Linked DNA regions of Homo sapiens: region 2 is linked to region 1. Evidence: chromatin loops called from intact Hi-C (ENCODE). Cell type or tissue: pancreas. All regions are shown on one strand. Each heading gives the region's core, and the rest is flanking DNA. Links, peaks and the distances in the headings are about the cores only. Region 1 overlaps L1CAM (L1 cell adhesion molecule). Region 2 holds the start of NAA10 (N-alpha-acetyltransferase 10, NatA catalytic subunit).

The links. A loop is a pair of places that touch in the nucleus more often than their neighbours do. Peaks named below come from ENCODE experiments on the same cell type or tissue, not always from the same donor. Only the 100,000 strongest peaks of a DNase experiment are listed, where the experiment ranks them.
Region 2: it touches region 1 in a loop (5-fold over the local background); 5 of 110 quality-filtered maps call a loop at or near these places.

The regions. Positions count from the first base shown.
Region 1 is chrX:153,872,054-153,884,789 of GRCh38, forward strand. L1CAM (L1 cell adhesion molecule) reads right to left here. Exons shown (of 29, transcript NM_001278116.2): 2 at 3,708-3,891; 3 at 1,175-1,189; 4 at 539-644; 5 at 99-301. The coding sequence starts at 3,783. It overlaps L1CAM-AS1 (L1CAM antisense RNA 1), which reads left to right and starts at 8,619. Exons shown (of 7, transcript NR_130768.1): 1 at 8,619-8,665; 2 at 11,658-11,843; 3 at 11,895-12,220. RefSeq lists enhancers at 7,482-7,541, 9,515-10,512. In pancreas, for the core only: no CTCF peak of the experiment used is centred there; DNase peaks (open chromatin) are centred at 338, 3,458 and 7,548.
Region 2 is chrX:153,932,065-153,940,064 of GRCh38, forward strand. It overlaps NAA10 (N-alpha-acetyltransferase 10, NatA catalytic subunit), which reads right to left and starts at 2,973. Exons shown (of 8, transcript NM_003491.4): 1 at 2,820-2,973; 2 at 2,313-2,411; 3 at 1,879-1,937; 4 at 475-520; 5 at 252-367; 6 at 7-51. The coding sequence starts at 2,840. It overlaps RENBP (renin binding protein), which reads right to left. Exons shown (of 11, transcript NM_002910.6): 10 at 3,425-3,512; 11 at 3,205-3,340. The coding sequence ends at 3,222. RefSeq lists a silencer at 2,663-3,242 and enhancers at 3,233-3,738, 3,739-4,243, 7,381-8,000. In pancreas, for the core only: no CTCF peak of the experiment used is centred there; DNase peaks (open chromatin) are centred at 647, 2,547 and 3,047; H3K4me3 peaks cover 1,596 bases.

The sequences.
Region 1 (12,736 bases), core at 1-8,000:
CCCCTCGCCACGAGACAACTGGCTGACAGCAGCTTCCAGCCCACAATCCCACACGAACTCCGGGACCTGCCCTCCCTGGTCCCTGCAGCGCCTCGCACCCTCGGCCATGAGCCGGATCTCATGGGACATGGCGGTGCCCAGCTTATTGCTGGCAAAGCAGCGGTAGATGCCCTGGAACCTCTGAGCAAAGTTGCTGTTGTTGCCCGTGATGGTGAAGGAGCCAGAGTGGGGCGACTGGTACACGGTCACACCCAGCTCTTCCTTGGGTTTGAAGTGGACACCATCCCTCGTCCAGCGGAACCTGTGGGCGGAAAAAGGCCCAGAGGCCTGAGGCCCTGGAACCCAACGGGGGCTGGAACAGGCTGGAGGGACAGGTGCAAGCAGCCAGGGCCCCCAGGGGATGGACTGGGAGATGGCGAGGACTTGGGGTGATTAGCAAGGTTTGGGGCTTCTGGGCTTAGAAGTTAGGCAGTCCAGGGAGGCACAAGGCCGGGGTCAGTGGCAGGCAACAGGGGCTGAGACGGCAGAGATCACTCACTGCACTTCGGGCTTGCCACTGGCCTCACACTTGAGGCTGATGTCATCTGTGGGGAAGACAACCAGGCGCCGTGGAGACTGTTCCGTGATGACAGGTGGCTCCATCACTGAAGACAGGGTGGAGAGAGCGGTGGTGAGGGTGCTGCCTGGCTGGTGTCATAGCCTCAGCACCTGTCCCATCGTGAGGGAAGCAGGGTCCAGAGCCCCTGGAGGCCCCATGGCCACAGGGGGACGAACGGAGGGGAAGAACAAAAGAGGCTTGTGGGACATGAAAAGAGGGAGAGAGGGGACAGCCACGTAAGTTACAAAGAGATGCCTGAGAAAGACAAAAAGGGTATGACAGAAAGAAGCGGGGGCAACAAAAGCCAAGACACAGAAACCAAGAAGGACAAACCCCAGACAGGGGAGAAGGGACCAGAGAGAATGGCAGAGAGGAACAGTGAGGGTGACAGAGTACCCAGGCTGGGGCAGAGACAGAACAAAGCCAGCCCCACACAGGTGAGAGAAGCACATGGTGCTCAGGGAGAGCCGAGCAGGGCCCCGGCACTCAGGAGGGCGGGGGTGCAGGCTCAGCTGAGGGCCTCCTTACCCTTCTCCTTGGCCTTCTGGGAAACACTCTCACCCCTCCCCAACTTACCATGGTGTCCTTCATCTGAGAAATCCAGGCAGGCAGCAAGGGAGGGAATGGAGAGAAATACTGACAGGCAGCCCCAGAGTGGGGCAGATGGCAGGGGACATAGTAAGCTCCTGCAGCCCCCCCGTGGAGAGGGAATGGCAGGAGAGGAGGCCCTGGCAGTGGCAACAAGGGGGCACACGCTGGGCTGGAGCAGTGGCAGGTCAAGCCCAGGGAGATGGGACAGAGAGATGCCCAGGGAGAGGAGCTCCACTGGATAGACACACAGGGCATGTAGCCCAGAGGCAGCCAGGCCATGCCTCCAGCTCTAGCAGACAGGGAGAGAGAAATTCTTGCCTTTAACAAGGAGTGTCCTTGCAGCCCCCTGGCAGGGCCTGGCAGGGCCTGCAGAACTGACCCCACCCATTCAGGATGCCTTGGAAGGCACCGTCCCCTGCTCCAGCCTGCTTCCCTCCTAATCCAATTAGCACAGCTGAGTGTTTTCAATTACCAGGGCCCAGCCTTCAGAGCCCTGCTGCCCCCTCCCCCTGAAAACTATCCCAAAGGCCCTGCTGCCTCTGAGTTTCCATAGCCTGCGGGGTTGGCGCCAGCCCTCCTCTTCTCCCTCCTTCCTCCCAGACAGCCACCAAGCTCTCTGGGGCAGAGGCCAGAGCTGCTGTCCCAGCCCCAGGACTCTGCAGAGCACTGGCCAGGGCGGCCTCGAGGAAGGGAGAAGAGGGAGGGAGGGAGCAGCAGGCTGCCTCTGAAAGCTTTGTCTCTGCAGAAGACCTCAGTGTGAAGGTCCAGGGAGGGAGGAGGGGGCTCCCTGGGGACACTGCAGAGGGCCCTGAGCTGGGGAGGGAGATGGTGACAGGGATGACAGGATGCAGAAAGCCAACTAGGTGGAGGAAGCAGGAAAAGAGACAAAGGGGGCTGGAGTGGCTGGGGAGGGAGAGATGGAAGACAGGTTCCAACAGGGAGGGCCGGCTGCCTGCCACTGCCCACTGTGTCGTATCAGGGTCAAGAACAAGTGCTGGTCAGTGACCAGGGCAGCCTTGGAGCTGCCATGGCCTTTTGGCCTAGTTCTCTCTCCCCACTCCCATCTTTCTGTAGAGAATGCACGGCTTGCATTCCACTGTACAGTGTTATATTGTGTATCCACCTCTGTGTCCTCTGGGTCTAAAAGCCTCACTGGTGTGTGTTTCCACCTGTGTGGCCTCTCAGCGGCTCTGCTCCTTCATCCCTGCACCTGCCTTGTCTTCATGCACCTGTGTGCATGTGTCCATGTGCATCTGTACCAAGGGAGTCTGCCTGGCCCTGGCCCTCCATGTATGTGTCTAAGGGGCCAGCCCCTTTACCTCCTCCAAGCCCTCACTGCCTCCCAACGCCAGGTGCCTCCCCAGCCTCTCTCTCGCAGCCCCTGTCCCACTGCTGGCACAGACAGTCTTCCCAACCCCTATCCGCCAACTCGTCTCTCAGTGACACTGGCCTCCTCCTTGTCCAGGCCCAGAGACAAAGGTGTCAAGGTGAGGCTGGGAAGGGACTGGAGCCTGGTAGCTCAAGAGACACAAATGCCCTCACACATGATACCCTGTGACATGCCCCTCACACGGCCTGACAGCTACTTACAGGAGAAAACACCATCACGGTAACACCCCCCACACGCAAGTGTGTACTTACATTCAGCCCCACTCACACATACACATGACCCAATGCAATCAAATGTCGTGGTCAAATACCTCCCGACCTCCACAAGCCTGGCCAGTAAGTAACAGAGTGACTCACACAGTCACCCATGTAAGGAAGTCAAAATCACATTCACGAATATCTACGCTCAGTCAATCACAAGAACACACAGACATACACAGTGTATCCATGCTTAATCACAACCCTACGGCCACACTCCCCAACATCCACTCACCTGCTTGTGCCCCCAACAAATGTTACAACCATAGACACATGCTCCAGCAGCCCTGCCCCCACCCCCACCAAATAACTACACACAAAAAAGGGTCCAGAAGGCTGCTGGGCTGGGACCAGGGTTTTTCAAGCCACCTTTTCCTGTCTCAGTTCAGAGACAGGGTGACCAAGGGCCCAGGAGGGGAAAGAGAAATGGGGACAAGACTTGAACACAGGCCTTTGCACAAGCCAGCTGAGGGCTGGGGACGACCCCATTCTCCTGCTGCCACACCCCTGTGGTGGGGGATGGAAGCGGAGGAGTCGGAGTGGGGCGGGCAGAGATGGGGCGGGCTAAGGAGAGCATGGAGGAGGCCCAAGACCTCGGGGCCCTGCTCCAGGTTCGCTGTCCCTGGTGCTGAAATCGCCCCGGCGGCCGCGCCTGTCCCTGTCCATGGTCCTGACACGCCCCGCACCTTCTACCCTGCCCTTCTCTCCGGGGGTACCCAACGTCCTGGCTATCTCCTGCCCACCCTGTGCCCAGGAAAGGCCAGGGAGAGGAGTCAGGGTCCGGAACAGGGAGAAGGTGAGGAGGTAGAAGATAAAGAGGGGCCCAACATAGCGGCGAAGGTAGGCGCCCAGGCTCCCTTCAGCTACTCACATTCCTCGGGGATCTGGATAAGCAGGCAGGGGCTGCAGAGGAGGAGAGGCCACACGTACCGCAGCGCCACGACCATCTTTCCCGGCGGCACCGCGCAGCACAGCCAGCCGGGCTCGGTTCAGGCTCCGGCCGGAGGGGAAGGGGGCTGGTGGGCGGCTTGGGGCGGGAGTTGGGAGTGGGGGCACTGGGAGAGGGGAGAAGGGAAGGGAAGGGTGGGGGAAGAGAGACGAGAGAACGGAAGGACGTTAGTGACTAACATCTGGGTAAGCCCGGGCTCTTGGCCCCGCCCTCAGCCCCGCCCCCAGCTGGCCGGCTTCTCCAGCCCTCCCCTCCCCATCCGCACCCCTCCCCACCTTGGAGGGAGAAATCTGGAAGAGATAGCCCTGGCTGGGCCTCTAGGTTGCCTTTTATTCCCTCTCTACTCTCTGTCTGCACCTTTCCTGCCAGCTGCCTTCCCAGCACCAACTTGTTGCCCCATCAGCTCCCCTGTGCATGGCATGCACATCCCCGTATGTGTCTGCATGTGCAGGTGTCCGTGGGCATGTGTGTGGTTGTGGATCTGCAAGCAGGGAGTGAGCTGTATGTGAGCTGGTATTTCTGTGGTGTGTCTTCTCTGGGAGGGGTTGCACTCATGAGTGGGTGTGTTAGTGTGTGTGCCTGAGGGAATCAACACACAAGTCTGCTAGCTACGTGTGTCTTCTTGTATGTCTTTATGTATCTGTGGGGATGAATCCCTGTATCTATTATCTCTGTGTGCACACACATGTAGAGAAGAATTCTTCTTGCAGTCACATTGCTATAGCTTTCAGAGCCAACTGATGCCTGGGTGCTGTACAGACCTAAAAAGCTAATGGGGGGATTGGGAAGTGGGATAGAGAAGGGAGGAAAGGGGCCCAAGATGGCAGCATTTCACAAAATAGTTTCAGGAAAATGAAGAAAGAATGGGGAAAGGGCCAGGCGTGGTGGCTCACGCCTGTAATCCCAGTAGTTTGGGAGGCTGAGGTGGGTGGATCTCTTGAGGTTGGGAGTTTGAGACCAGCCTGGCCAACATGGCGGAACCCCGTCTCTACTAAAAATACAAAAAGAAAAAAAATTAGCCTTGGTGGTGGGCGCCTGTAATGCCAGCTACTTGGGAGGCTGAGGCATGAGAATCACTTGAGCCTGAGAGGCGGAGGTTGCAGTGAGCCAAGATCGTGCCACTGCCCCCCAGCCTGGGTGATGGAGTGAGACTCTGTCTAAAAAAATAAATAAAAATAAAAATAAAAGGCCAGGCACAGTGGCTCATGCCTGTAATCCCAGCACTTTGGGAGGCCGAGGTGGGTGGATCACCTGAAGTCAGGAGTTCAAAACCAGCCAGGCCAACATGGTGAAACCCTGTCTCTAGTAAAAATACAAAATTAGGGCTGGGCGTGGTGGCTCACGCCTGTAATCCCAGCACTTTGGGAGGCTGAGGCAGGCGGATCATGAGGTCAGCAGTTTGAGACCAGCCTGGCCAACATGGTGAAATCCTGTCTCTACTAAAAATACAAAAAAAAAAAAAAAAAAAAAAAAAAAAGCCAGGCGTGGTGGCTCATGCCTGTAATCCCAGCTACTCAGGAGGCTGAGGCAGGAGAATCACTTGAACCCAGGAGGCAGAGGTTGCGGTGAGCGGAGATTGCGCCATTGTACTCCAGCCTGGGTGACAGAGCAAGACTCTGTCTCAAAAAAAAAAAAAAAGTTAGCCTGGCGTGGTGGTGCATTCCTGTAATCCCAGCTACTTGGGAGGCTGAGGCAGGAGAATCTCTTGAACCCAGGAGGCGGAAGTTGCAGTGAGCCAAGATCGCACCATTGCACTCCAGCCTGGGCAACAAGAGCGAAACTCCATCTCAAAAAAAAGAGAGAAAGAATGGGGAAGGAAGCCTTCCCTTGAGAACTGGTGTGGGAGAAGAGAGGAAGGAGGAAAACAACCCCCTGCTGCTCCTCAGCCCCCTGGGGGTCAAGAGAGGCCACTGAGGCCTCCTCCCTTCCAGATGCTCCAGGTTAGGGTCAGGACAGGGGTCAGGACAAGCTCTGGGACATTTTCCGTGACAGTGTTTCTAACACTTCTTGTGTGTCTCAAAGTCCCAATTTCTAGGTCTTTGTCTGAGTCTTCAGAGCTCAACTGCTGCATGTGTCCACCCCAAACCCAAGCCACACCGGCCATGTCCATATTCACCTACAAGTAAGGGGAGCCAAAGACTAAGGGTCTGAAAGAGGGGGCTCCTCTGACAATGACAAGAGGAAACAGACTCCCAAGTGGCCAGACCACTTCAATTCCAAACAGGAAGTGGTTAAAGTGCAGGCAAGGCAAGAAAGGGTGTTGTTAGGTGACAGAGCTTGGAGGCTGAAGTCCCAGACTAGACGCCTTCATTAAATCCATACTGTGCATCCTCCCTCTGCCCAGCCAGGACCTTATCAAAGCGGGCACCGAGCCTCAGCAGGAACACCGAAAGGATGGTAGAGAAGTCAGCCATGCTGTGCTAAGGCTCTGGGCCTTGTCAGTTTTGTGTAACAGAGTGACCCAAGAAGAGCTGTGAATGCGGCAGATCCCGTGGGGACTCTGGGCAAGAGCTTGCTGCAGAGGGTGGTGGAGAAGCAGCAGGGTGGGTCAGCGTGCATGGCCTGGAGGCCAAGAGATGACTTGGAGGGTAAGAAGAGTGATTCCCAGCCTGCAAGAGCTGGACCTGGGCCCAGAAGGGAAGAGCAACAGTGGATCTGTTCCACCCCGGCCTCTCCCTACAAAGCCAGTGGATCAGGGGAGGCCCCAGGCAGCACTGGCCTCAACTTCAAGGCCTGTAGGAGCAGTAGGAGACTCGGATCAGAGAGCAGATGATCAAACAGCAGCCTTGGGAGCTCTGAGCACTGGTCTTAGGAGGGGGAGGGGAGGAAACCGGAGCAAGGAAAAGCTCAAAGAAGGACCCTCCTGCATGTCAGAGGCTTTTGGGTGCTCTGGAGGTCGATAATTTCTGCCACGCAAGTTCCTCTATTTGTCCTCCAAATCTAGAATCCTGGAATGGTGTTTGGCATGTACGCTCAGGGGAAATACAATATCCCCAAACCCCTGGTCCCCGCTCCCTGCCCCATCCCAGCCCCATCCCATCTCCCCACAGGCTCATATCCAACTTCTTTTTTGGTCTCCCAGTATTTGCCACCTAGCTTGCCACCGCCCTGGGCAGTCGGAGACAGGCAGGAAGCAGCCAGAAGGTTGCGAGATATAACAGCTGGGAGGGGGCGCTCCCTCCTCTCCTCCCACTGCTGCTGGGTCTCTGATCTCTCACCATTCCTCAGGCAATTACAGAGCAAGCAGCTAGGGTTGTCAGCTCAGCAGGCCCTCTACCCCCCACCAGCACCACTAAGGGCAAAGGAGCGGGGAGGGGGGAGTGTTCCACAGATGGAGCCAAGGCCGGGTCTGCCAAGGGTGACAGACAGAGTGAGAAGAGGCAGGGGGGAGCAGGAGACAAAGACAGACGTAGGAAGACAGCGCTAACCACGATGGAGATGGTTAGGGGGTGGGGAAATTCCGAAACGGAGACCCAGGCAGCAGAGAAAGGGAGAGAAGAGGAAACCGGAGCACAAAGGGTGAGAGGCAGCTGCAGAGTGCGCCGCTGAGAAATGGCAGAAAGAGCGAGAAGAGTGAGGGGTGGGGGTGGGCGTGTGCACGTGCGCGTGCGCGCAGGCCGCCTGCACAGCGTCCTTGTCCCTGGGGGCTGTGCCAGGCAAGGGGCGGGGAGGAGGGAAGATGGGCCTGGGTCAGTGGAGGGGCTTCCCGGCGTGGACGTCACGCTGGCCTGGGAGCAGGGTAGAGAGACAGACAGAGGGTGGAGCAGCTGTGAGCTGGGGCCGGAGGGGCCTACAAAGCCCCACGCAACAGAGCATCAAGGCCCTGCCCACTTGTGGCACTGGGCAAGGGACGGCCGTGAGACAGGATGAATGGCACACTGCTGGCTGACCCATGCCATGCCAGGGAACAGGTGGGGGTCGGGGGATTCCTGCTGCGGGTAGGAACGGGGGGAGGGGGAAGCACCCAGAAAATCCCAGGGAAGCCTTCCAATATTGCTGCTGGCTGGGAGTAAGTGGTCACCTGGCTGGAGGAGACGCACATGTGTTAGGCCAAGAGTGAGCCTGCGTGACCATGCACTGAGTGGACAGTGGCCGCTGTGCTGGGGCAGTTGAAGATGGGGCCATTCCTGAGTAAGTCCGGTCCCAAACCCATCCTCCCCGGTGGGAAAGGGCCAGGGAGGCAAGGGTCACGCCCAGCAGCCTACAGGGAGGGGTTCAGCCCCAGAAGAGCCTTGCCCCATCCCACCCCACCTGGCCTCCCACTACACCCGCAGGTCCCTCAGGGAGTCCTCTGTCCTCTGCTCCAAAGTGCCTGCTTTGGTCTGATGGGAAGCAGCTTGCCAGGGAGGGACCTGGGAGGTTGTGGAGCCTGGCTAGACCTGGAGTGACTGCCTCCTCCCTGAAAACACACACACACACCCCATCACCACCACCACCACACACCTTGAGAAGGGAACCTCCAGCGGTGCCCTGCACATGTGCCCTGCACACCTGCCTGTCAGTTCTCAGGTTCTGCCTGGAGTTCCTCTCAAAGGAGAAGCAACAAGAGAGCCCTTCAACAGCACAGCAGAGACTATCCGGCTTCTCCTGCCCTTGTCTCCTGGGGACATGGTGCCTGGTGACTCAGTGGGCCAGAGTGGGGGTGGGGCTGGGGGCTCAGCACAGGGCACATGAAAGGGTCAGAGTGTGGTGCTGGGCCCATGTGCTTGCAGGCCTGGGAGCCTGGGGGGCTTCTGTGCCTGTTGGTGTGTATACGATGGTGTGGGTGTCACCTACACCCTGTGCACTGTGTCCCTTTAAGGCTCCCGCTGGCCCTCCCCGCCCCGCTCCCCAGGCCGTGGCTGGCGGGTTTCTATGGTGATGCAGCCCAAGTCCCAGAGGTGGGGGAAGCCAGAGGAAAGCCTTGTTATGTGTTATGTAGACAGCACATAAAGGGGGCTGCTCCAGGGAGCCCCCACAGGTACCTGGGGGCCCAGAAGTCCTTTATGACTGCTGCTTAGTCCCTGCACTCCCAACCTCACCCCTCCCTAAGAGGGTACCCTTAGGAGAGAGTGAGCCCTCAGCCCCCTCATCTCGCCTGAGGCTTCAGTCTCCAAGGCAACTACAACTCACCTGTAATGGACCATTCTCCTTAAAAGATGGGGAAAAGAGACGGAGGTTAACCCTTTGTGGGGTTCAGGGAGGACGGTCTTGACTACTGGGGAAGGGAGGGAGGAGCCCCACTCCATCCCCACAATCACATGCCTCTGTGGTCTGTTCTATTAAATCAACTTACAGCGTGGACTTACCACGTACCAGAAAGCCTCATGAGCACTTCCACTCACATCCACTCATCTCCTCCCCAGATTTGCCTCAGGGAGGGAGGTGCTATCATCATCCCCATTTTACAGATGAGGACACGGAGGCTCAGAAAACTGGAAACTGTGTCCAAGATCACAGAGCTGGCACTGGGTCTCAGCAGGGGTGGGGTTTTAGAGGGCGTGGTGGCTCCCTAAGCTGCCTCTCAGAGGCTCTGGCATCCCAACATGTGTGCCTGCTGGGCTTCCCAGGGAACCAGGGGCCTGGGCGAGGATGGCCTCCAAGCCATCCTGCCCCGTGGGGAGGGCTTACTTGCCAGGCAGATGGCAGGCAAATGTCGGGGGCAGGGAGTGACATCTTGGGATGGAGGCCATGCGGAAGTAGGATGTGATCAACATCACGTCTCAGCACAGAGCTGAAGCCCGACACCAAACAAACCCCCAAGTCCCCCATCCAGGTACTCAGTCCAAGAGAAGGCCAACTCCTTTCCCTTTTGGGCTTGGGGACAGGCTGGTTTCTTGGTCCCCTCTTCTGCTCTCTGGAATCTGGACTTGTTCTGATACCTTTCTTGCAACCAGAGGCTCCAGAACCCCTCCCAAAGAGGCCCCTCTCCAATCAGCATTTAGGGACAGCAGTGGCCCCATTCTTGTGTCGAAGGAGATACTGATGCCCAGCAGGCGGCAAGGCTTCAGCCTCCGAGACCCCTAGAAGGCGAGAGAAATGAGGTGGCAGCAAAACTAGGGCTCCTCTCAGGCCCCAGGCCTCCTCAGGGAGCTAGGATGACCCTAGCACTAGAGGGGGCTTCAGCGGCCAGGCCAGAAGGAACAGACTGCATCCAGTTCCTGGGGCTGTGGCCTGAAAAGGAGAGCAGGGAAGGAGCCCAGCCTGGGGCAGGGAGAGGCCCTGGCCCACAGCAGTCCTGGGATACCTAGCCTGTGTTGGTTTGCGGGGGGCGGGGTGGGGGTGCCTGGAAACAGCTCAGACACTGCCAGGCCCCACGGGCCCCCTCCAGGGGCCCCACTCCCGAGGGGTTAAAGGGCAGAGGGGGACACAGGAAGCCCGGGGGCGGACAATGGGGCCTCTGTGATCCCCAGGGCTTGGGCATTCCTAAGTCATGAACACAGACGCAGATGGCTGGGAGACAGGGCCACAGGGAACCCCCCTCCACTGAAGCACAGCCTGGGTTGGCCAGAGGCTCTGTCCCCATCCAGCCACTGCAGCAGCCACCCTCAGCCCCACCCCTTCCCAGCACAGGCCCTGTTGGGGCATCTGAGGAGACCCACGTGGCCTCATGACAATATGTGTGTGCATGCTGGTTCACGAACACACACACACATGCAACCAAATATATGACCCCACCCAGACAAACAGGAATACTGGAGGTTACACACACACAAATACACACACACAAGCAGAGACACAAACCCCATACATGCAGATAGGAAGTCTGCCTGGCTGGAGGGCAGGGGGCAGAGGGGCTCCCGGGACTCAGTCCCTTTCCCTCAAGTTCCACTCTCAGACCCGCACTGGGATGGACGGGTTCAGAAGTCCTCTTTGGCCAAGTGCATGGAGCCCAGGACGCTGCCACCCTCCTGCCCCACCCAACCCCTGGCCCTCGCAGCTGCCCCTGCTGGGTGTAAGGGCCAGAGATGAGCAGGAGCTGCTGACTGACAGTGGCTGGGCACTCCCTCTGCAGCTTTCCAACCTGGGAAGAACACGGGGACCTGGGCTGGGGGCCACTGGACAAAGAAAAGCTTCTAGAAAGAACAGCGGCCAGACCCTCCCCAGCTCCTCCCTCTTTTTCCAGCCACAGCCTTCAGGAAGCCACAAAGACCCTGTTGATATCTGGGGAAGAGGCAAGCTGGGCGGGCTACCTCCCCCAGTGCTCGTCTGGCTGCTGCTCACCAGGCACCCCCCATACAGCCTTCCACTCAGACAAGGCCCCCATGGGGGGTCTGGGCCCAACCCCAAGGCGTAGAGTCCAGCAGAAGGGTGCTGAGTGGCTGCTGGACAGGGCACAACCTCAGGGCCCTCAAGGGTGAGGCAGGGGCAGCTGGGGGGGACAAGGAGAGGAGCAGAGCGGTGGAAGACAGACAAAAGGGTAAGCAGAGAGATGGAGCAGAGCCCTGACGGGAAGGGGGAAGAGGGAAGGGAGGGCCAGGCAGGCAGAGGCAGAGGGAGGAGACGGGGAGTGGTGCACCCCATCCCCGGCAGCAGCAGGCTTCTGCCTAGAAGGAGGAGGAAGGTGATGGCCCTGGGGGTGGGGCACAGGGAGACGTGGGAGGCTGCAGAGGAGAGAGCAGGGGGGCGGGGGAAGCAGGAGAAGGAGGTGTCCGAGATGGGCCAGATCAGAGCAAGTAAGACAGCGACTGCAGGGGCAGGGATGCTGCAGGCCCATTCCAGATGGCCCCACCCAGGGACCCAGCCCCAGCCCATTGCAGGGGCAGAGGACAGGGCAATGAGCACCCTGCTGGGGACCCTAGAAGGGCATCCAGACCCCCCGCCTCCCCCACTGTCTGAACCACGAGGGAGGGAGGCAGGGCCCCCACTCATGCCCCCACTCATGCCTGGCAGACCAGGGTCTTGGCTGGGATCCCCATCCTGGCAGACCTCCTCACAGGACCCCACCACTACCCCAGGTTCTCCCATGAACGTGCCCTCCTGGAGCCTGGGCCACTCTGCGAGGCCGCATCACCCTCACACCCAGAAAAGCACTCAGTGCAGCCATTTCGAGCTTTGAAAGGGAACTTGGTGATCAAGGTAGGGCACACAGGCCTGTCTCCTCGACCCTCACCTGCCAGTCCTGGCCAGGTGCATGCCAAGGAAGGCGCCAGCTGTAGTTCCAGTGGTGGAAAGGGCTCGGACCTGGGAGAGGCCGATTGGGGGCACAATCTGGGCACCCTGCTCACTGTAGGAGCCCTCAGGCCAGGCCCTTCCTCACTCTTTGCCTCCCTTTTCCCTTCAGATAATCATCAAGAAAAAAGAAAACAAGTGACACCCCACGAAGACAGGGACAATGCTGGTCCAGTTTGTCACTGGCTCTTCCATGGGCAGCCCAGAGCCCGGCCCAAAGGAGCACTGGCCATGAGCAGCTGCCCAGTACACGACTGCCCATCGCTGGGATCCTGAGCGCCTGGGTAGGGAAGCTCTTCACTGGCTGCAGGGCAGGGGACCCCGCCACCTTGAAGCGCTGATTGTCCTCCTGATGCTCAGCAGGGAGCTGGCAGCTGGGAACTTGGGGAGGAGCCTTTTAGGAGCGCGGTGTAGCAAACCAGGGAGGCTGGGGCGTGCTGAACGTGTTTCCCTCTTGGTGATCAGATCACTAGCGATTCTTAATTTCTTTTGTTCTTTTCTGTATATTTCAAGTGTCCTACAATAAGATGTATTACTTTCGGGATCATACACACACAAACATCAATAAATATGGAGAGAGACTCAGATGCAGCAGAGAGAAATGACCAGGAGCCAAGGAGGTGGGAAGGTCCCAGGCCCAACCCTGCCCCAAACTTCCCATGTGGCCAAGACAGCCGAGTCCTCAAAGGCTCTGGAGCCCTCAGGTGTGCACATGTGGGCACTGCATGGGAGCTGTGCCAGGGGAGAGGCCAGGCTGGGCCAAGTCCCACCACCTGCAGCAAGGAGCTGACGGGAGGGGA
Region 2 (8,000 bases), core at 1-8,000, 60 kb after region 1:
ACTTACTGAAAGTTGAGGGTGTTGGAATAGAGGTGCAGGGCGGCCCGGTTACTGCAGGGGAACAAGGCACTGCTGAGCTGCACGGATTTGGCCAGGGAGGGGTAGCACGTCCAGGTCTTGCCCCTCCTCCTGGTCCCTCCTTCCCCCCAATCCCACTTCCTGGATCTTCACCAAAAGCTGAGGTACCCCAGGACCCCCGTCAAGGCAGTATCTCTCCCCCTCAATCCCCCTTCCCTCAGCCCGGCTTCCACCTCTTCCTGACATGCAGGGAGACATATTTGGCATTGAAGTTCTCTATCATGGCTCGAGAGGCCTGGTCCATCAGTTTCTGAGCCAGACCGAGGCGCCGGTGGGAACGCTTCACAGCCTGGTGGGAGAAGAGCAGAGATGGGGTGAGGGACTGGGACCTTGAGGGCTGCCCCAACTAACCCCCACTTCCACCCCCACCAGAGAGCCTGGGTGGACCTTACATACCAATGAGGTGATATGTCCATGGGGCACATCATCTGGGTCCTCTTCCCTGGAGAGGGAGAAAGGAGAGGCTGCAAAGGAGCTCAGTGTAGGCACAGCCACCTCCAGCCCCCCTGCCATTTGTAGAGTGGACATGCACTACAGCCCCCTAAGACCCCAGCTGGGGGAGAGCCGGGAGCCTCTTGGATCAGAGCAGCCGATCCTGCCACCCTCTGCTGCCTGAAAACCCCAAGCCTGCCGGGTGTGGGGCACACGCCTATAGTTCCAGCTACTTGGCAGGCCGGGGCAAGAGGACTGCTTGAGCCCAGGAGTTCGAGACCAGCCTGGACAACACTTTTTTTTGTCTCTACAAAAAAAAAATCAAAAAATTAGCTGGATGTGGTGGCGCATGCCTGTGGTCCCAGCTACTTGGGAGGCAGACATGAGAGGATCACTTGAGCCTGGGAGGTTGAGGCTGCAGTGAGCCATGATCATGCCACTGCACTCCAGCCTGGGCAACAGAGCGAGACCCTGTCTCAAAAAATAAAAAAAGAAATGAGCTGTCAACCCACGCAAAGACAAGGCAGAAGCTTAAATGTGTATTACTAAGTGAAAAAAAGCCAGCCTGAAAAAGCTGTATATAGTATGATTCCAACTCTGTGACATCCTGGAAAAGGCAAAACCATGCAAACAGTAAAAAATCAGTGGTTGCCACGGGTTAAGGAGAGGGAGGGATGAATGCGTGGAACACAGTGAAACTATCCTGCGATAATATGAAGGTGGACACATGTCATTTGGTCAAAACCATGGGGCTTACAACACAAAGAGAAGTGCAGTAATGTAAACTATGGGTTTAGTTAATAATAATATATCGGCCAGGCGCAGTGGCTCACGCCTGTAATCCTAGCACTTTGGGAGACAGAGGTGGGTGGAAACACCTGAGGTCAGGAATTCGAGACCAGCCTGGCCAACGTAGTGAAACCCCATTGCTACTGAAATATACAAAAATTAGCCAGGTGTGGTGGCATGTGCCTGTAATCCCAGCTACTAAGGAGGCTGAGGCAGGAGAATCGCTTGAACCCAGGGGGTGGAGGTTGCAGTGAGCCAAGATCACGCGACTGCACTCCAGCCTGGGCGACAGGGCAAGACTCCGTCTCAAATAATAATAGTAATAATAATAATAGTAACATATCACATTCATTTATCACTTGTCACAAGTGGACCACACAAATCCAACATGCTACTAACAGAGGAAGCTGGCAGGGAGGGGATGCTGAGGGGTGCTATAAGAACTCCATGTCCTTTCTGTTCAATTTTTCTATAAACTTTCAACTGTACTGAAAAGAAGAAGCCTATTCATTTTTTTTAAAGCCCACAGAGGCATCCACCAGACACGTGTAGCTTCTGTCTTCCTCCTTGGTGACTCACATTTTGGCCAGGACATACCCCACAATCTTCCCATTCTCGTCCTCAGCAATGTAAGAGAGCTGGTGACAGGAAAACAGAGTGAGAAAACTTCTTGTCGGAGCTAGAAGAGCCCTTTAGAGGGACACAAACTGGACGAGTGGCGAGTTGTGTGATGGCTCATGACCTCCGGGCTGAGTGGCTTGGTCTCCCCCTCGCCACACTGTGCCCTGCCCATACCCAGAAAGAAGACGCAAAGTGGGGATCCTGCCCCTATTCTCTGCTCCCTTCGGGCGCCTTCTTTTCCTTTGCCCCTGTCTGCCAGCTGAAAACACCCAGGACGCCACCGACCATACAGCCCCCTGGGCTCTGACAGACTTGTCCACTCCCTCCAAGATGGCCAGATGGGATTTTCCTCGGCCTGCTTTCCCCCATGCCCAAATTCAGAAGCTGCCCACCTGGGGCCAGGAAAGGCCATGGTAGAAGTAGTATTTCATCTGGTAGTTCTCGGGCAGGCAGAGGAGGTTGCAGTGCTGCATGTTCATTAGGTCCTCTGGCTGCAGGGAAGGAGGGCAGTGGAACGCGCTCAGTCTAAGGCGGCGGTGACCACGGGTGAGAAGCCTGCTCCCCGTCGGTCTGCTCGGCCCCGCTCCCTCGGGGCTGGGCAGGCACTGTGACGATCTGACTTTGCACAACGCCCGGAGCACAGGAACAGGAGTGGGCGCCCCGGAGGTCCCCGGAGCCCACCCAACGGAGGCCCGACATCACGCAAACAGGAGGGAATCGCAGCCCCGGCCCCGCGCCCCGGCCTCTTCGGCGGGCTGGGCCAGCCCCATAGGTCCAGCGGCCGCAGGCACACTCAGGGCCACCGGGCCGGGCTCGGCCGGGGCCCTCGGGAGCATGCGCGGCAGCCACCCGGCCCGGCGCCCACGCGGCGCGGACAGCCTCCCGCCCCGGGCGCTCACCCTCGCATTGCGGATGTTCATAACGGCGGCGGGGCTCGCGGGTCCCAGCGGATCGTGAAGGCGCAGTCAGCTGCCGCCGCGCTCCGAAGCGACGCCGGGACGGCCGGGGCTGGGACCGGAGCTGGGCTCGCTGGGCGACGGCGGAAGGGGCGGTGCGCGCCGGGCCGGCCACCGGCCGGAAGTGCACGGCCGCCGGGCCCGTCCTCCCGGCCGCTTGGCCAATGCGCGGGACAGGCCAGCGCACGGGGCGGGCCAATGCGCGGAGCCGGTCAGCGCGGGGCGGGCCTGGGGGCGGGGCGGGCGCTGCCCCGGAGCTGGAGCCGGCCCCTCCCTCGGCGCGACAGCCCCCCTCCCGCGAGCCCACAGACGCGCGCACAGCCGCAGGTGGAGCGGACTCAGCCTTTATTCCGCGCCTCGGCAGGCGGGGGTGGGGGCGGGGGAGGGGGCGGGGGCGGGGCGGCTCAGCAGGGCGCCCAGCATCTCCTCGCACATGGCTAGGCACCGCGGCACGTGGAAGCAGCCTGCGGGTAGAGGCGGGCAGGTAGTGAGGGCCGGGGGCAGCCGAGAGGCGCAACCCCTGCGGCCCCGCCCTCTCCCCCACTCACCTTTGAAAGGACCTCCCTTGATGGAGAGGGCCACCTTGCCCTCTCGGCTCAGGTAGCCAAACCATTCCCCGTACTCGGGATCGCGAAACTGGAATAACAGAGACAGTGACAGCTAGCGCCTGCAGGACCCGCCCAGATGCCACTGCATCGCTACCAGGGGTCAGAGCCTGGGTTGACCCCAGGTGACGTGGCTCCAGAACCAGCGATCTTAACCGCGACACTGCGTCCTCCACAAAGATGAAAGCAGGGGTGGGCGCAGCAGGCAGGCTACAACTATATAACCGACTGGGCAAGGGGATGAGACACTGCTAGATGGAATGAAAGAACTCTGCCCTGGGGTGTAGAAACGTTGTCTATCGGGCCGGGAGCTGTGGCTTGCGCCTGTAATCCCAGCACTTTCGGAGGCCGAGGCGGGCGGATCACCTGAGGTCAGGAGTTCAAGATCAGCCTGGACAACATGGTGAAACCTCATCTCTACTAAAAATACAAAATTAGCCGGACGTGGTGGCACGCACTTGTAATCCCAGCAGTATACTCGGGAGGCTGAGGCGGGAGAATAGCTTGAACACAGGAGGCGGAGGTTGCAGTGAGCTGAGATCACGCCATTGCGCTCCAGCCTGGGTGACAGAGCGAGACTCCATCTCAAACAAACAAACAAACGAACAAACAAACAAACAAAAAAGTTCTCTATTGTGATTGTAGTCGTGGTTACGTTGATTCAAAGAAACAAAGAACCCGGCCGGGTGCAAAGGCTCACACCTGTAATCCCAGCACTTTGGGAGGCCGAGGCGGGCGGATCACAAGGTCAGGAGATCGAGACCATCCTGGCTAACACAGTGAAATCCCGTCTCTACTAAAATACAAAAAATTAGCCGGGAGTGGTGGCGGGCACCTGTAGTCCCAGCTACTCGGGAGGCTGAGGCAGGAGAATGGCGTGAACCCGGGAGGCGGAGCTTGCAGTGAGCCAAGATCGCGCCACTGCACTCCAGCCTGGGCAACAGAGCCAGACTCCGTCTCAAAAAAAAAAAAAAAAAAAGGAAAAGAAAAGAAACAAAGAACCCTGATGGAGGCGACGACCTGTCATGAAACTCTTAAGAAGTGACTCCCTTGGAGCTCCCATTCCCGGCTTCACAGGCCTGTCTTCCAGTAGATGCACAATCTCATCTGACTCCTGTCCTGGCTCACCATTGGTCCCAAACTCATCTCCTCCTCCCTCTGCCCCTGCCCAGTGCCCATTCCACTCTCTTTCCTTCTCTCTCCACTAGCATTCCATGGGGCACCTGTCTCAGGGAGGCTTGTCAGTTCAGCCCCTTCTCAAAAGGATCATGGACTCAATTACATTGAAGTCCACTATGAAAATGTCTCTTTAAATGGTGGCCCATAAGAGTTGGTGTATTCTTCTTTGTAGGAAGTAAAACTAGTCCTGGGCTGGGCACAGTGGCTCACGCCTATAATCCCAGCACTTTGAGAGGCCGAGGCGGGAGGATCACTTGAGGCCAGGAGTTTAAGACCAGGCTGGGAAACATAGTGAGACCCCATCTATACAAAAAAAAAATTAAAGAATTAGCTGGGCGTGATGGCACACAGCTGTAGTCCCAGCTACCTGGGTGGCTGAGGTGGAAGGATCGCTTGAGCCCAGGAGGTTGAGGCTGCACTGAGCCATGATTGTGCCACTGCACTCAGCCTGGGCGATAGAGACCCTGTCTCAAAAATAAATAAATAAATAAATAAATAAATAAATAAATAAATAAATAAAAACTAGTTCTGTGTGTATTCATTCTGTCTTTTGAGTTACATTGTTCAAGTCCTTACTTATTTTTTGACTGCTTGACATGACACAGGAAGGTAAAGAAGAATTTCCTTCAATGTCTGGATTTTTGCCTTCTGTATTCTGTTATGTTGGTTGATGCATAATGACTTACCTGTTTTTTTGTTTGTTGGTTAGTTTTTTGGTTTTTGTTTTTTTAAGACGGAGTTTCGCTCTTGTCACCCAGACTGGATGGAGTGCAGTGGCGTGATCCCAGCTCACTGCAACCTTCACCTCCCAGGTTCCAGTGATTCTCCTGCTTCAGCCTCCTGAGTAGCTGGGATTACAGGCACCCGCCACCAAGCCCGGCTAATTTATTTATTTATTTTTTTTATTTTTTATTTTTTTTAATGGAGTTTTGCTCCTGTTGCCCAGGCTGGAGTGCTTCCCGGGTTCAAGTGATTCTCCTGCCTCAGTCTCCCCAGTAGTTGGGATTACAGGCACCCGCCACCACACCCGGCTAATTTTTTGTATTTTTAATAGAGATGGGGGTTTCACCATGTCAGCCAGGCTGTTCTCGAACTCCTGACCTCAAGTGATCCACCTGCCTCGGCCTTTCAAAGTGCTGGAATGGCAGGCGTGAGCCACCGCGACCAGCCCAATTTTTGTATTTTTAGTAGAGACGGGGTTTCGCCATGTTGACCAGGCTGGTCCAGAACTCCTGACCTCAGGTGATCCACCCGCCTCAGTCTCCCAAAGTGCTGAGATTACAGGCATGAGCCACCATGCCCAGCCGATTTACCTGTTGATTATAACTTTTGTAATTGTTTAATGTCATCTATATCTTATTAAAATGTATTCCTTCAATTTCATTTTTGAGTTAGAACTGGTGGCCCCTAACACACACTCTATGAATGCATTAAATATTAAGATATAGCTGCAGGTCTAACAACCCTGCTGCTTTGGAAGTAGTGACGAATATATGTGATACTTGCAGATGTCTCTCTAACTGCAATGCAATGTAAACACATCTGGATTTCTATCGGTGACAAAGCCAGGCACTTCTATTACCAATGTGGTTCATTGCCTCCACTCATAATGGCAGCAAATGCTAGTTTCAGTTAGAGGTTAGTACAAATAAAGATGTGATTCTCCGCCCCCGGTTTCGAAGCTCACAGACCCCAGAATAAGATCCCCTGCTATAGTCCTCGCAGTACCAGGGTTCACCAGTGGAGTCGGAGTCGTGGCTTTAGAAACGCATGATGAATCTTCATTCATTCACCACCCAGGCCTTGCCACCACTGGGTGCCATGCCCTTTCCACTGGGTGCCATGCCCTTTCCACTGGGTGCCATGCCCTTTCCTGTGTTCAGCAGCTCGAGTTGCCTCCTGGGCAGCAGTCAAGACAGCTTATCACTCTGCTCCTAGCACTTGGGCTTCAGGGAGCCCCTGGCTTGGTTTTCTTCCTGCGTCACCACTGATTCTTGTCTCCTTTGCTGGGCCCCCATTTCCCTTTTTGCCTCATAGATCTCAGCAGCATCTGTACTGTTTTTTTTTTTTTGTTTTTTTTTTTTTTGAGACCAAGTCTTGCTCTTGTCCCCCAGGCTGGAGTGCAATGGTGCGATCTCGGCTCACTGCAACCTCTGCCTCCTGGGTTCAAGCGATTCTCCTGCCTCTGCCTCCCAAGTAGCTGGGATTACAGGCACCCACCACCACGCTTGGCTAATTTTTGTATTTTTAGTAGAGATGGGGTTTCACCATGTTGGCCAGGCTGGTCTTGAACTCCTGACCTCAGGTGATCCACCTGCCTCAGTCTCCCAAAGTGCTGGGATTACAGGCGTGAGCCACCGTGCCCGGCCTTTTTTTTTTGAGACATAGTCTCGCTCTGTTGCCCAGCCCAGGCTGGAGTGCAGTGGTGTGATCATAACTCATTGCAGCCTCAAACTGGGCTTAAGCAGTCCTCCTGCCTCAGCCTCCTGAGTAGCTAGGACTACAGGTGTGCATGACACCCAGCTAATTTTTTAAAATTTTTTGTAGAGACCAGGTCTCGTTATGTTGCCCAGACTGGTTTTGAAGTCCTCGGTTCAAGCGATCCTCCCGTCTCAGCCTGCCAAAGTGCTAGGATTATAGACATGAGCCACTGTGCCAGGCAGCATCTACATTCTTGTGATACTGAAAACATTCATGGTGAGTCCAGATCTCTCCGTCTGAACTGGAGACTCAGGAATCCCACTGCTGCTCCACCAGACTGTGAACCCTCTGTCCCCACCAGCTCCCACCTGGGCCAGCCCTCACTGGCTGGGATGACAGCTACAGCTTCCTCTGCTGTCCCAGCTTCTGCCCTGTTCCCTACAGACTTCCCCCATAACACCCTCCCCTCCAAGCCCCAGGACCCAGGTAACAATGGAATCAGACCAGGCAGCTGGAGTCCGTCCCTTGCCCACTCTGCCTTTATCCTCCCGGGCTGCCAGGCCCCCCTGCTGTGCCACATGCCCCACCCTGCCCAGACTCCCAGTCCCTCAGACACACCCCTGATTGACTCGGCCCCTGCTCAGTGCTTCCCTGCTGCCACCCCATAGGAAAGAGCCCCCCCACAACCCTCTCCAGTGGTATTATTCCCACAGCTGTCACTCTCACCACCACCTAGGTCTGCTTGCTTACACTCTGCTCCTCCCGCCCCCACCACCAAAATTCGAGCTCTAGGAGGGCAGAGGCTTCTTCGTTGACTGAACGAACAGCACTGGGGCTCCGGAAACTCTCAGACCAGCTGAGCGACTGTGCTCAGCGAGGGGGCAAGAGCGCAGCCGGGCCAGACTCCCCCCATTCCCCC